Linked DNA regions of Homo sapiens: region 1 is linked to region 2. A link is a loop called in an ENCODE intact Hi-C map of the cell type or tissue named here. Cell type or tissue: CD4-positive, alpha-beta T cell. All regions are shown on one strand.

Region 1 (8,000 bases), 50 kb after region 2:
TGGCCTGGGCAGCTCTCCCCACCAGCCAGGAGAGCAACCATCGTCGGGGTGATAAACCCAACGCTGGGCAAGGAGCGCTCTGCATGTCAGGTGGGAACTCAGCACTTGGCAGACATTCTCTCTGTTAGCTTTCACGGCAGCCTGCTTTACAGAGGAGGAAACTGAGGCTCAGAGAGGGTGAGTGACGTACCCATGGCCGCTCAGCTACTCAGCTATACTCAGTAGAACTGGGGCTTGAACTCATGTCATTCTACTCTAGAAACTGTGCTGTGAGCACCGGCTGTCCCTTCCAAGGCCATCCGTGCTTACCCTGGGCATGCAATAGCTGTGCTCTGGATGAATAAAAGTGACCAATAGCTGCGCACTAGGTGAATATAAGTGACCAAGAGCTGTGCATTGGATGAATATAAGTGACCAATAGCTGTGTGCTGGATGAATATAAGTGACCAATAGCTGTGCACTGGATGAATATAAGTGACCAATAGCTGTGTACTGGATGAACAAGTGACCAATAGCTGTGTGCTGGGTGAGCGAGTGACCAATAGCTGTGCTCTGGTTGAATAAAATTGACCAATAGCTACGCACTGGATGAATAAAAGTGACCAATAGCTGTGCTCTGGATGAATATAAGTGACCAGTAGCTGTGCTATGGATGAATATAAGTGACCAGTAGCTGTGCTATGGATGAATATAAGTGACCAATAGCTGTGCCCTGGATGAATAAAAGTGACCAATAGCTGTGTGCTGGATGAGCAACAGTGACACAGAACGAGAAGTGAGAAGTGGAGGGAGTCGGACGGAGAGAGGCAAAGGTGGAGTAGTCAGCGTGACTCAGAGGCAGTCACTCCAACAGAACATGAAAGAAAAGCAGAAATGCAGGCAAGAGAGAATGAGGGAGACAGGCAGGAGAGAGAGTGACACTGAGGTGAACAGAGAGGGGCCTGGGGACAGGGTCTCCTTCTGGGGTGACGGAAATGTTATGGAGTTAGATCATGGTGACAGTTGCACAACTTTGCATACACACTAAAACCCACTAAATTGTGTACTTTTGTTGATTGATTTGTTTTAGAGATGGGGTCTTGCTCCGTTGCCCAGGCTGGAGTGCAGTGGTGTGATCATGGCTTGCTGCAGCCTCAAACTCCTGCGTTCAAGCTATCCCTCAGCCTCCCAAGTAGCTGGTGACCACAGACACTCACCACCATGCCTGGCTAATTTTTTTTTGAGTTGGAGTCTGGCTTTGTTGCCCAGGCTGGAATGCAATGGTGCAATCTCAGCTCACCACAACCTCTGCCTCCTGGGTTCAAGCGTTTCTCCTGCCTCAGCCTCCCAAGTAGCTGGGACTGCAGGCACATGCCACCATGCCCGGCTAATTTTTTGTATTTTTAGTAGAGATGGGGTTTCACTATGTTGGCCAGGCTAGTCTCGAACTCCTGACCTCGTGATCCACCTGCCTCAGCCTCCCAAAGTGCTGGGATTACAGGCATGAGCCACCGCGCCCGGCCGCCTGGCTAATTTTTTAAAAACGTTTTTTTTTTCTCGAGACGGGGTCTCCCTATGTCACCCAGGCTGGTCTCAAACTCCTGGGCTCAAGTGATCCTCCTGCCTCAGCCTCCCAAAGAGCTGGCATAAGCCACTGTGCCTGGCCTAATTTACAAACTTAAAAGAGCAAATTTTGTGGAATATGAATTACATACTATTTTAAAACACAAGAGGACATCAGGCAAACCCGAACTGAGGCACACTTTGCAAAATACGTAATACTCTTCACTATGTCAAGGTCACAAAAGACAAAGAAAGCCCAGGGAAAGGCCCCTGGGTGGTTGCAGTGTGACGTGAGATCCTGGAGCAGAAAGTGGACATCAGGAAGAAGCTGTGAGTCCTGAACGTGACCTATGGTCTGATTCATATTATTGCATCGGCCGGGCACAGTGGCTCACGCCTGTAATCCCAGCACTTTGGGAGGCCGAGGCAGGTGGATCATCTGAAGCCAGGAGTTCAAGATCAGCCTGGCCAACATAGTAACACCCCGTCTCTACTGAAAATACAAAAAATTAGGCAGGCGTGGTGGCACGTGCCTGTAATCCCAGCTACTCGGGAAGCTGAGGCAGGAGAATCACTTGAACCTGGGAGGTGAAGGCTGCAGTGAGATGAGATTGCACCACTGCACTCCAGCCTGGGTGACAAAGCAAGACTTGGTCTCAAAAAAAAAAAAAAAATTATTGCATCAATGTGAATGCCTTAGTGTTGCTGATTGTCCTGTGGTTTTGTAAAATGCTAATAGGAAAGAAGCTGGGTGAAGGGCGTATGGGAACTCTCTGCACTTACTCTCTTTGCACCTTTTCTTTCTTTCTGGAGATGGTGGTCCTGGCTTGCCAGGGTCAAGCTCAGGGCTTGAGTGGGATTACAGGCATAAGCCACGGCGCCTGGCCTCACCTGCCTATTTATGATTACAGCAATTTGCAGGACCATAGTTTTGTGTGCACCAGTGAAACAGCTCACATGAGAATGATCTGCGCTGTGCACAGTGCTTCGATTTTGTGTTTTCCACTGATGACATGTTGAGGTCCAGGGAGGAGGGGTATAGGTGAGGCCCATTCTTGGAAGAGCAGCCCCCACCCACCCCAGGGCTCAGCCCTGTCACACCCGTCCCCCGAGGACTGGCATTTGGGCATCATCACCTTTTTACTACTTTCATCACCTTCTTCAAACGGGCCATCCGTGGAACTGCAGCAGGGCAGCGGGTCGGGGGTGGGGGAAGCGTGGGCCTGGGCTGGGGGTGGGCTTGGGGGCTGTGCACTGCTCTGTAGGCTCCCCGAGGCTCCTCTGATAGAAATCATCCTATCAGGATGCATGATCCAGGACAGTCACGCAGGGCTCAGAAGCCAGGACAGTCACTCAGGGCTCAGAAGCCAGGACAGTCACGCAGGGCTCGGAAGGGCCCTGCTCAGGGTTTCCTGCTCTGCTGTTACCATCTTGAAATTCTTCTTTCTTTTTTTTTTTCTGAGACAGAGTTCTCACTCTGTCACCCATGGGCATGATCTCCACTCACTGCAAACTCCGCCTCCCAGGTTCAAGTGATTCTCCTGTCTCAGCCTCCTGAGTAGCTGGGATTACAGGCGTGCACCACATTCCTGGCTAATTTTTGTATTTTTAGTAGAGACAGGGTCTCACCATGTTGGTCAGGCTGGTCTTGAACTCCTGACCTCAAGCGATCCGCCTGCCTCGGCCTCCTAAAGTGCTGGGATTATAGGCATGAGCCACTGCGCCCAGCCCATCTTGAAATTCCTGGTAATGTTTCAACAAGGGGCTCTGCGTTCATTTTGTCAAACTTCATGTGGACATCTGACAACAGCGAGCACCTTCGGAGCCCTGGTCATGTGCCAGCTCTGCCCTAGGCCAGCCACACACACTGCCTCCTTGAATCCTACTAGCCGTTCTGTTACAGGCATGGTCATCATCAACCCATTCTGCAGATAGGGAAACTGAGACTCAGAGAGCTCCTGATTCAGGCAATACCAGGTAACATCAGCTTTGAAAATCAAATCTGGCCAATCCCTTTTTTTTCAAACTGAGACCCAGAGCGGCTAGAGTTGGCTCAGGGACACGCAGCCCCTGTGTCTCACTGCAGGGTTCCCAGCCATTCCCCAGGGAGGAACAAGAGACCATCTGCCCCCCGGGTGCTTTCTCCGGGCCTTTTTGGAAGGCCCCATTGGCTGGGTTCATTTTGCCACATTTCCTTTCTTCCTGGCTGGTGGGGAGGACTGTCTCAATGAGGGGTGAACAAACCCCGGTTTTAATCAGAGCAGCCACTTCCTCTCACCAGAGAAGAAACCCGCCCTCTCACAACCCACTTTCTATATTTAGACCCAGGGCCTCGCCTTGAGCTGGGCCAGGGCTGGGTGTGGCGGGGCCTGCGGCTGCTTCCGGCTCTCGGGAAGGAAGTTTCCACCTGTTTCCCAAGAGCCAGAGACACGAAGCCTGCAGGTCCTAGGCTGAGTGCAGGATTCTTGAGCCCACAGGGGCCCATAGGACAGTAGTTCCAGCCTCCCCCTCTGCAGCTCCACAGCCATGTGGGGGACAAGGCCCATTTCCAGGACAAGAGAAGCCCACTCCCATTTCATTCATTCCTTCAGGGACCTGGTGTTTTCTGGGTGCCTCCCACAACCCAGGTGCCGTTCTAGACTCTGGGGATACGGCAGGGAACAAGACAGGCCCCTGCCTTCACGGAGCTGACAGTCTAATGGGAATGACAGAAGTAAATACAATAAAAATAAACTAATAAAACAGAAACCGGATATAACTAAGGAAAGGTAATGAAGGCATAAATCAGGCAGATGGACCAAGAGGCGTAGTAGAGTGGGCAACACCAGGGGCGGGGTCCCAGGGCCTCTGCAGGCCCCTGGGGTGTGGAAGGGCCTGGAATGCAGCGACAGACTGAACAGGGCTTAAGGCAGAGAGGACAGAGCGTGCTGATGTCACAGCCAGGGCTCTTGTGCCTGGTGTGGGAGCCAGTCAAGCTGGAGACAGGGGTGAGGTCAGGCCCTGCAGGGCCCGGGCACTAAGGCAGAGGTGTGGATCTCAAATACCAAGAGAAACCACCCAGCGCTTTTGAACCTAGCGTGACATGCATCACGAGCTGTGTGGTTTTTTTAAAGCTCACCCCTACTGTGATGTCAAGAAAGGGAGGCAAGGGGCCAGGGGAGGGAGTCCAGGCCAGTTGGAGGGGGTCCAGGCCAGCATGAAGGGGGTTCAGGCCAGTGTTGAGAGGGTCTAGGCCAGTGTAGAGGGGGTCCAGGCCAGCGTGGAGGGGTGGTACCCCAATAGTCTAGGGCACTGGCTCTCCACTGGGGCCATTCTGCTCCTCAGGGGATGTTGGGCAATGTCTAGAGACATTTTTTCTTGTCATAGTGGTGGTGTGCTACAGGCACCTGATAGGCAGAGGCCAGGGGTGCTGCCAAGCATCCTGCCATGTCCCCACAGCGGAGAAAGATCTGGCCCCAAATGTCAAAGGGGTGGCGGTTGAGAAAGCCCGGCCTAGCGGGAGGAGGTGGTGGCGAGCAGGGCGACAGTGGTGGAGGAAAGTGATGTGCCCCGTTCTGGGATCCAGGGTGCATGGAGCATGGATGAGGAGTCACTTGGCATTCTGCTCTGAGTATTTAAGAGTGACCCATGAGAGCTGTAAACTCAAGTCTCAAGTGTGGGTGACCTCCAACACCCAGGCAAGGGTTCGCCTAGCATGAGCTCCGCTGCCGAGCGCAGTGTCTGCAGGACTATTCTGCACACATCTTTGGCAGTGCCCCCATGTGGTGGCAAGATGCCCCGGCATCAGTGACCTTCGGCAGTCAACCCCCAGCAGTGGGTTAAGGAAGACTTCGGTGTCCTTGGAAGATTGAAAACGAGAGAGGACTCGAGAAGGGGGTTCTGGGCTTCTTGCTAATAGAGAATCTGGGTACCTGAGTGATTAAGGAGCAAAGGGACACAGTCATCTGGGGATCATAAATTGATGGAGTGGCTTATTCTGACTTCATTAGGAGTTCCCAGGAGAGCCAGGGAAAGGGGAGGAGGATTGCTGGGTTCAGGAAAGGCACCTGTCACACGCGTGCCTCACTGACTTGCTCGTTGCTCCAAGAACATAGTCAATGCTCCCTCTTCTTTGCATCTCCAGCTTCAGTGCTCTTCAGTTTGTCAGGCGCCTGCAGTCCCAACCCTGGGAGAGCACTCCTCAGCTGGCAGGCTCCAAAATACCCAGGACGAGGGGAAGGCAGGAATGGCGTGGATGGGGCGGGAGGCTTTCCCCATCTCCCCCAGCTTCAAGCCCTTGTCTCCCCTTCCTACTTAGAAGATGCTTCCAATGTGGGCCTGCCAGCTCCAGCTGACAGCACCAGGCACTGTCCCAGACACCACCTGAAAAACAATCAAAGGCAGTGAACAAACCATGAATCCCTCAGGAAATACAGACAGTTAAACAGTACACGGAGGAATGCACAGCCTTGCTGATCGAATGAGAAAAAAAAATCGATAAAACAAGCCCAGTGCTGCAAAGGATGCGGGGAAAATAACACATCCCTTTGCTGTAAACAGATTCCGATTTTGAAGATGCTTCTGTCTGCATGGAAAAAGCCCCACGCAGCTGCCTGACCCCCCGACCTCGAATATTATCTTGAGGCGGGGTTCTGCATCTGAGGAAATAACCCTCAGCAGGAAAAGCGTTCACAGCAACCTTATTTAAACTGAGAGGTGGAAAAAAGAAAACAACCCAGACGTCCCTTGCTCACACTTGTGGAGCGCTCACACTACGCGAGGTGCCGGACACGCATTAGCTCTTTGATCCTTTCCACTGCTCTGTGAGTTGTGGTTTATGAACCTCCCATTTTACAATAAGCAGGGGACACAACAGAGGCCAGCCCTCCCTCCACAGCCGCTCAGGGGCTCAGAGCTGAGGCACCTCAGCGCCACCTGGAGCTTGGGTTCCCCTCCCTCCAAGCTGTTTCTTAGCAACATGAGGCAACCTTGTCTGCGAAAGAGGAGGTGACCGCAGCTCCTGGGGATGTGCCAACTCTGGGATGTGACGGGAAGACAAAGGGCTTCTGTCCCCTTCTGCCTGGCGGTAAGAGAGCCGGCCGCCCGGCAGGCATGCCCCAGCCTGTGGTTCTGGAATGCGGGCAAGCCACCGTCCCCAGAGACCTGTGTTGGTGGCCAGGCCAGCCCACACACCCGATTGGCACATACTCTTGTGCTTGCCCAGGAGCGGAGTCAGACCATTCACGCTGCCTTCATGGGAGTTGAACAGTTGAACTGATGCCCTTAAACCCAGTGTTTCCCTCTGGGAAGACGCCCGGGGGCCTCGTGGTTGTAGGTGCTGGAAGGATAGCTCCAGCTCCAGGCACCTGCCACATAAAGGTAGTTGTGAAATTTCGGACATGCTCTTGGCACAGGGCAGAGGTTGGGGATCTCTTGCCTGTGCGGAGAGGACAAGGGGACAAGGGGACGTGCCTGAGGCTGGTGTGGGTGTTGATGTGACCTCTGCTCTTGGGGTCCAGTCTCCCCAACTCTGGCTGGCCTGGATGAGTGTGCCAGAAATGGGACTCTGGCCATCGCAGTCCACTGGGTGCCCTGTGTGGTAGGCACAGTGTCCAGGGGAATAGCTGTTTGTCTCCAATGATTGTTCTCTTCTTCTCGGCTGAGCTGGGGGCTCATGTGTCTTTAATACTGGCCAACTCCTGCTTACCCCCCGCTCCATCTGAGAGAGCAGGCCCCAGGCTCCTGGCGTGTGCAGGTGGCAGTTTACGAACACACTGTGACAGCATCTGAAATCCTGGTCAATACTAAACACGACTGATGGCCACTGTGCTTATTTTCAGAGTCATCTGCAAAGCAAGTGATACTGGTTTTCCATTTACATTGGTGCAACAGAATTTCCTTTTAAAATAGACATTTATTTATTTATTGTATTTACTTTTTTGAGACAGGGTCTCACTCTGTCCCCCAGGTTGGGGTACAGTGGTGCAGTCTTGGTTCACTGCAACCTCCACCTCCTGGGTTCAAGTGATCCTCCAGCCTCAGCCTCCCAAGTAGTTGGGACTACAGGCATGTGCCACCATGCCAAGCTAATTTTTGTATTTTTGGTAGAGATGGGGTTTCACCATGTTGACCAGGCTGGTCTCGAACTCCTAACCTCAAGTGATCCATAGGCCTCGGCCTCCCAAAGGGCTAAAATAAACATTTAAGTAAAAAAAAAAAGAAAAAAATCTGAGTCATTTTAAAGAAAAGTATGAAACAAATGGTAGACCAGATGAGATGGTCAAGGTCACAGAGGGAGCCTCAGAATGCATGAAGTTTGGGAACCCTGGGCAAGGGCCCTCCTTAGCCCCTGGCAAGGTCACTCCGGATGGTGTGGGTCTTACCAGCCTCTCCTCATCCTGGCCTTGTTTTAGTCGCCAGGGCCTGGGTGGCAGATTCTTGAGTCTCTGGGATCTTTGCCCTCCCCTCTGCTTCTCCCT
Region 2 (8,000 bases):
TGGGTGACACTTGCGTGACTTTCAAGTTAGAACCCAAGCCCCCTGCATGGGAATTGCCCTGAACTCTTACCCACCCCGGTCCCCTGCATGGGAATTGCCCTGAACCCTCAGTAGTGGTTGTTTGGCTGTTCTTTTGTATTTTGTGTAATTTAAAATTCCTGGTTGGTAAGTATTCAAAATGAAATTCAGCTGGGCTGAGAAAAAGTGTGACTTTTGGGTCTGTCACTGTATTTCTCACCTGTGATCTCAAATGCTTCTTAGGCCTTTCTGTTTGGACTAATGTGTGAAGTCTGACTTGCTGAGTGTAAAATTCTAGTATCGATAGTGTTGTAAGATGTGTTTGCCTACTCATAAAAAACAATGAAAATAAAATTTTCTACTGGAAGAGACCACCTGCACTCAGTGGTTTAAATTCTTTGGTAGGTCACAATGAATTCAGACCCACCCACTCTCCAGCCCTGTTTTTTTAGCCCGAAAACTTATTTTTTAGAGATAAAAAAGCAGGTGCACTAGAAAAATATCTGAATTTTCAGGTTAACGGTTTCCAGCTCATTTTCCTCTTCACTTTATGAATCAAGCCTGTGGTCTTATCAACGTGGGGAAGATCTAGCTAGCATAAGACTGCTGTGAGGGGAGATTGAAGCTTGATTATCTCAGCAGCCAACTTTCATATTCAGCTTTAGCTTAGCCAGAGTTTCATTGTTTTTACCACCCCTAGTGACGGGCTAGGGTGGAAAATGAGTCTAAATTGCAGGCCTTTTAGAGTGCGCTTTCCCAGGATGGGACCTTGCCACCTCCCCAAGGGGATAGTTTTTGTAATTGGCAAATTTAAAACATTTGCATAAATCCAAGATTGGACTGGGCTGTCAGAACCTGGGAGGGAGCTCTGCTGCCACCAGGATGTGAACCCTAGATGAGGCCCAGGCTCATTTCTCTGCTGCCCAGGACCTAAAGCATAAAAGCACACTACATGTTTGCTAATGAGGATCTAGGAAGTATTCACTGAGATCGTTAAGCTTCTTCAAATATTTATGTTCATGTTTCCTAAAATGCATATGAAGTCTTAGAGGAACTCTTCATCTTAAACTTCAGCATCTTTGCAGGCACCTGTAAGTTGCATGCAGTAGGTGCTCATTAAGTATTCATAAGTTTGATGGCATCTTCTACTTCAAAGAGATACTAGTGTAATCTTGGCTCTTTGTTTCACTAAATGTCAAGCCGTCCTGCCATTAAATATTGACTGCACACCCTGTTAAGAGCTGCTTTCGTTGAAAGTAAAGTATATAAACCTCATGGAGAAGACAAATTGTGTTCTTTCACTTAATTTTTTCCAACATATGAAAATTTTAAAACATCCACAAAAGTGGAAAGGGTTTTGGCAGTGAACATACACCTGCCATCTGCCTGCCACCAGGATGCCACCATGAACACTCACCTTTCCCTTGATTTTCTGCTTGGTTTTGCCTGGCTTTCCTCCCAGTCTTTGTTGTAACATCGCTTCCTTGGTTCCTCACTGTGGGAACAGGGCCTCATGGGAAGAACTTTGTGTAAAGATGCTGCTGCAACAAGGTGGCAGGGATTTAGGGTGGGCACAGGAAGGTGCACTCGGTTCCTGTCATGTTTGGTTGGAAGCAGGATGGAGCTGTGGTGGGTTTGTGTGAGACACCTGTCTGTGAGCCTGTGCTCACGTGTGTGCACGTGTGCATGTGAGCCTGCCTGTGAAAACCCTCTCAGTCAAAGGGGCCAGCTGAACCCGCCTGCCTCACCCCGTTTTCGGGTTAGCTTCACACCAGAGATCCTCTGGCAGAGGAAGAACAAAGGATGCGGCAAGTGCCTGGCCTGCTGGCAGTGAGCTTGCTGACTTTCACCAGAAAATCACCACCAAGAGAAGGTAAACAGCAAGGGCCAGGCGTGGTGGCTCACGCCTGGAGTCTCAGCACTTTGGGAGGCCAAGGCGGGAGGATCACTTGAGGCCAGGAGTTCCAGACCAGCCTGGGCAACAAAGCAAGACCCTGTCTCAAAGAAATTTTATTGAGTCATGTAGGAAATGTTTGTTTTTCTCATTCAACCAAAATTTTCGTCTCTTTTGGAGGAGAGACTCTAAAACATGAACTAAACACATGTTCTTGAACACTCGGGAGTGCCTAAGCCAGCCTTTTCCGAATTCACTCATGACCCATTCGTAGGTTGTGAAATGAACGTAGTTGTTGCAGTGAGCGTTTCTTTTAGTGGAGCCACACAAAATCACAGAATCTATGTATGTATGAGATATTTTCATATCCTGGGGTGGGATTCTTCTCTGTGCCTGTCACTTTTTGTATGGTTTAGGATGAGTTCTTAGCTTCGGTGACCTCAAGTACTAAGCCATAACTGCACTTGAGGTCTCCCCAAAATGGGAGGGATGATTATATTAATTATATTTGAAATAACCTTATAACATTGCAATTAAGAACAGGGGGCTGGGTGCGGTGGCTCATGCCTGTAATCCCAGCACTTTGGGAGGCCGAGGCAGGCGGGCCACTTGAGGCCGAGAGTTCCACACCAGCCTGGCCAACAAGGCAAAACCCGTCTCTACTAAAAATACAAAAATTTGCTGGGCACGGTGGCACCTGCCTGTAATCCCGGCTACTGGGGAGGCTGAGGCGTGAGAATTGCTCAAGTGCTTGAGCCCAGGAGGTGGAGATTGCAGTGAGCCTAGATCACGACAGAGTGAGACCCCGTCTCAAAAAACAAAAAAACATGTACTTGAAATTGGACTGCCCACCTTCAATTCCAACTCTGTCACCAACTTTGCTAACATGTGATTTACCCTTTGTTTAAGCCTGTGATTTAACCCTCTGAGCCTCAGTGACCTCATCTGTAAAATGGGAGACATTAAAAGTAGCTATCATAATGGTTGTGTGAGTAGTCAAAGAGTTAAAGCGTAAAAGTGCCCCTGTGGCTGGCCCGTGATGTGGAGTTTGAATGTAGCTGCTACTACGAGTGCCAGTGAGGATGACATCCATGAGAAGTCTCCTGCTCAATGGGGCTGTGCTGTCGGTATACAGGCGGGACAAAAAGGTCCAGAGACCAAGTGACTGGAGATCTTGCTTGTCTCTAAGATTCTTTCCCCAGGAGCCGGGTGTTGTGCTTAGGTCTGGCCAGCAGATGGCGCGAATGGCCCCAATGCCAACATTGGAGCATGTGTTTCTGTGTTCAGTTTCACAGACTTGAGTTCATTAAAAGAAATGAAGTGTTGGCCACCCCCTTCCATTTTTTGTTGTGTTGCTAAGCTTTTAGGATATTTGGGAAGTAGAATCAAAACATTGCTTATGCTGTCAGAAGAATCGTCTTAAAAATAACACACTTAGATTGAAGGCCTCCTTGGAAAATGCTAAAGGAGATAATTTGTCAGAGGTGGGACCCTGATTTTTCTGTTTCAAACTTAATGTCCGCGATGGTTTCCTCGTGGAACACTGAAGCCTTGGCGCCCGCGGTGTGGGGGCCTCTGAGCACTCCCGTGCCCCATAGCATCATCCCTGCCGTGATATGGGAAACACAAATCCCTGGTGGTGGCAAACAGGTCACTTTAAGACTCGTGTTAGTAACTTTGAGGCTCTGTGGCCCGTTGGAATTGAGATGTAAACCTAAAACAGCAGATTTCAAAGGCTTAGCGCCAAAAAAAATGAACTAAACACATGCTCTTGAAATTAATGTAAATGCCATTAATTTTCATACCAATTACACATTCAAATGATACTATTTTGGATAATTTAACTTTCCCCTGCTTATATTTGTTAAAATGTGGCTACTGGAAATTGTAGATTCCATTCGTGGCTCATGTTGTATTCATCTTTCTCTGGGACATCACTGCACTAGGTCATCTGACTTTTGGAGGTGTCACCCACCACTCCACACCAAATATTAAAATGCACCCACATCCTGCTTTAAATACACATTGTTTTGAAGGCAAATTCTTTGAAAAACTTTCCTATTTTACTTCTGAAATGATTTGGCCGTAAGCGTACACTCCATGTTGATTTCTTAATCATGACCTCGAATAATAGGGAATTTCTCACAAAGTGCAGCGTTTCCTACAAAGCTACAAATTGTTTTCAAATTGATTGGATATTAGAACACTAAATAGTTTGTGAGGTCTCCAGTATTACATTTGTAGGCCTTTACTTAAACGGATTAATTTGGGGATTTTTCTTGTTTGTTTTTGGTTTTTTTGGGGGGAGGATAGCATCTTGCTGTATCTCCCAGGTTGGAGTGCAGTGGTGCAATCTCGGCTCACTGCAGCCTCTGCCTTTCGGGCTCAAGTATCCTCCCACCTCAGCCTCCTGAGTAGCTGAGACTACAAGTGTGCACCACCACACCAGGCTCTGTTTTTTATTTATTTTTTATTTTTTTGTATTTTTGGTGGATACAGGGTTTTACCGTGTGTGCCCAGGCTGATCTCAAACTCCTGCGCTCAAGCAGTCCTCCCGCCTTGGCCTCCCAAAGTGCTGGTATTACAGGTGTAAGCCACCACACCCAGGCTGGGGTTGTTGTTTTTAAATATCTTCAAGCCAGTTCTCTTTTTCTTTCTTTCTACCTCTCTGCCCTTCAACATTTTTGTAGGCTCTTAAAAAGCTGTATAAGCCCCAGACCCCAGGGCCTGGCTATAGTGTTTAGGAAAGGCAGTCTCAACACAAGCATTGTATTTCCTTGCAAGGTACTGGCTTGTTAATCAGAGCCTGGCAATGTTTCACAGCTCTGCGAGGTCTTCCTGCTCACTGCGGTTCCCCTATCTCACGGCCTACATTTATCCCACGGAGATGGGAGAAGCCAGGAGAGGTTGTGGCTGCACCTTTGAGGGTTTTATTATGACAGGTGTTAGGTCACTGTAAGGCAAATATGGGCAGTGTAAACAGTTTCGTAGCCGACTGTGTGAGTTTTTACACTTTATTGAAGTGTGACATATAAAAGGCTGTACATATTTAACTTATACAACTTGATGAGTTTGGAGATAAACATACACCCATGAAACCATCACCACAGTCTAAGAGCCTATTGTGAATTTTGCATCAATCTATTGAAAAATATTTTTTCAGGTGAGGGCTGTTTCGAAAGCCAATGAGAAACACCTGTTGCATACTTGCTTAAAATGTAAATCGGCTCCCGAAAAAGAACTGACCTGCATTCTTAATCTTTTATTCTTTTTCCCTCCTGACTGTGGTGCAGAGGAGGCAGTATGGGAGGAGACAAAGCTCAAAGAAGGCACTGACAATCCCCAGCATCCTACGGGCCCGAATCCACACTGCGGATTCCGTCAGCTCACTGGCGGCAGCACTCTCTGGTGTCTTTTTTTTTTTTTTTTTTTTTGAGACTGAGTCTCGCCCTGTCGTCCAGGCTGCACTGCAGTGGCGTGATCTCAGCTCAGTGCGCCCTCTGCCTCCCGGGTTCAGGCGATTCTCCTGTCTCAGCCTCCCAGGTAGCTGGGATTACAGGAGTGAACCACTGCACCTGGCCTTCTCTTGTGTCTTTTGTCTTTCATTTCTCTTCTTCACTACCCGTCAGCATGATAGGTTTCTTCCTCCTCTTATGAATCCCAGTGTCAAGATACAGCCTGATCGCCCCTTAATACGGTGCCGCCATTACTCCAGACCCCTCTGCAAGCATTGGTCATTCATCAGCTTTCACGAGGTGAACTGGGGACGAGGCAGGGGCTTGGACCGGCTTCCTGGCCAGGACTCACTGCCTTCCTCAGCTGAGAAGACTGCATTTCCAGGTTGAACCCTGACCCCCACTGACTTTGGGCATCTCCATGTGTCCTGTGTTTGCCAGCCTTTCCACTCCCTTGTAAATCTTTCTGCCTCCAGGACTGGCTGCTAAAACAGGTGCACTGGAGGCCGCTCCCTGTGTTACTTGAAGCATGGCACTTGCCACTGTCTTCGGTGAGGGGGCGTTTCCCTCTGGTGCTGGGGAGCCAGGGCATCCATTTGGGGCTTCATGTCATCTCTTGGGACTTCACGTACCTCGAATCCAACCTGTGGGCCCCTTCGGTGGGGCTTTGCTGTGAGAGTACCTTGACTGGTGTGGAAGGCCCAAGCATGGTTCTGCTTAGCACCTGACGGTTGCCTACAAAAGGAAAATCAGTATTAATATTTGTTATGGGCTGAGCTGTCGTCCTCCAGATTCATATGTTGAAGTCCTCACTCCTAGTACCTCAGATTAGGACTGTATTTTGGAGACATGGTCTTTAAACAGTCAATTCAGATAAAATGAGGTCACTAGGCTGGGCCCTGGTCCAATAGGTCTGGTATCCTAGACCAGGAAATCTGGACACAGACAAGGACAGAGGAAGGGCCGCATGAAGACACAGGAAGAGGGCGAGGTCCGCACACCACAGAGAAGGCCTTGCAAGGAGCCAGCCCTGCAGACATCCAGATCTCAGACTTGTGCCCTCAGAACTCTAAGAGAATAAACTTCTGTCGCTCGGTCTCCCGGCCTGTGGTAGTTTGTGACAGCAGCTCAAGGTGACCACTACAGTCTTCCGCAGTGGCCACTTGCATTTGGGCTGCATGACCTGGTGTCTGCAGGATCCACAGCACCAGCCACCGCGCACCGGGCTCCCAGGGCAGGCAGTGTTGAGCGTCTTGTAGCGGCGCTGGTGGGGGCAGGATCTCCGGCCTGTGCCACCCTCACAGCCACTGCAGAAACAAACTCAGCCTTCCCCAGCGCCACGTGCAGCTCACAGCTCGGGGATTCGCTGCCCCAGCGCCACGTGCAGCTCACAGCTCGGGGATTCGCTGCAGGCTTCCCTTCACCTGCTAACCTGCAAGGTGCCAGAAAACCAGAAGCAGTAGCGTCCCTGAGAGAGTTGGGGCGTTTGTGCCCCACGTTTCCTGCCAGCAGTGGCTGCTTTCCTTGGCTTGATCAAGGCGCTGCCTGCAGCTGTCCAGCTTCTTACCTGACGTCTCGGCCGCCCAGCTCAGCTCGCAAGAATTCTTGTTCTTCGTGGCACTTCCTTTTCCTAGAGCTTTCATCACCACCATTTTGTTTGTTTGTTTGTTTTTGAGATGGAGTCTCCCTCTGTCACCCAGGCTGGAGTGCGGTGGTGTGATCTCGTGATCTCAGTGGCGTGATCTCAGCTCACTGCAACCTCCACCTCTTGGGTTCAAGTGATGCTTCTGCCTCAGCCTCCTGAGTAGCTGGGATTACAGGCACCACGCCCAACAATTTTTGTAGAGATGGAGGCCAGGCTGGTCTTGAACTCCTGACCTCAAGGGATCCACCCGCCTTGGCTTCCCAAAGTGTTGGGATTACCCACCAGCACCCAGCCTCTCATCACCATCTTGAAGCCAAAGGATGAGGGGACACCGAGCCCAGGGGCAAGTGCCATCATGCAGGCTGGCGCCAGCACCTGCCTAGGCCCCCTATGCAGCCCCTGCCCTCGCAGACACACCTGTCCACACTGTATAGCAAGGCCACCTCCCTCTTCATGAGAAAGATCCTGGGGCAACGAACAACTTTTGGCACAGGAGACCAATCAGGTCATTTGGTTATTGACAGGGAGTAGCAGGCTCTTCCCCACTTTCTCATTCTTCTGCACCCCCAGTTTGCCACTTGGACTACACTCCTTTCCCTAGGGGATGAGGGCTCAGCTTTCAATGTGAGCTGTGTTGTTTCCCGAGGTTGCAGTAACAAATGGCCACATGCTTAGTGGCTCAGAACCACAAAAGTGAATCCTCTTATAGTTCTGGAAGCCTGACATCCAAAATGACTATTAGGGGACTAAAATCAAGGTGGCAGCAAGGCTGGTTCCTTCTGGAGGCCTGAAGGGAGGATCCATTTCTTGCTTCTCCTGGCCTCTGGTGGCTGCCAGCAACCCTTGGCTTGTGACCGCATCACTCCAGCCTCCTGTTCTGGGCTCACATCTATTCCCGTTCCTTAGTCAAATCTGGAGCCGTCCTCAGATGGAGACTCTTGTGATTTCAATGGGTCCCTCTGGATGACCCTCGATACTCTCCTCACCT

What was found. Peaks named below come from ENCODE experiments on the same cell type or tissue, not always from the same donor. Only the 100,000 strongest peaks of a DNase experiment are listed, where the experiment ranks them.
Region 1: a loop joins it to region 2, with 4 times the contacts of the local background. A loop is called at or near these places in 67 of 110 quality-filtered maps.

What each region holds. Positions count from the first base shown.
Region 1 is chr20:57,429,246-57,437,245 of GRCh38, forward strand. LOC124904939 (a long non-coding RNA gene) reads right to left here. Exons shown (of 2, transcript XR_007067672.1): 2 at 5,416-5,904. Among named protein-coding and RNA genes, the nearest start is that of RBM38-AS1, 40 kb to the left of the region's middle. RefSeq lists enhancers at 3,496-3,545, 4,407-4,486, 6,620-6,679. In CD4-positive, alpha-beta T cell, no CTCF peak of the experiment used is centred here; DNase peaks (open chromatin) are centred at 776, 3,846, 4,576, 6,466 and 2 weaker places; H3K27ac peaks cover 1,225 bases.
Region 2 is chr20:57,378,814-57,386,813 of GRCh38, forward strand. It overlaps RAE1 (ribonucleic acid export 1), which reads left to right. Exons shown (of 12, transcript NM_003610.4): 12 at 1-389. It overlaps RBM38-AS1 (RBM38 antisense RNA 1), which reads right to left. Exons shown (of 2, transcript NR_149006.1): 2 at 5,347-6,102. LOC124904938 (a long non-coding RNA gene) reads right to left here and starts at 3,791. Exons shown (of 2, transcript XR_007067671.1): 1 at 1-3,791. RefSeq lists an enhancer at 2,960-3,254. In CD4-positive, alpha-beta T cell, CTCF peaks have their summits at 3,136 (motif pointing right) and 3,337; a DNase peak (open chromatin) is centred at 3,158.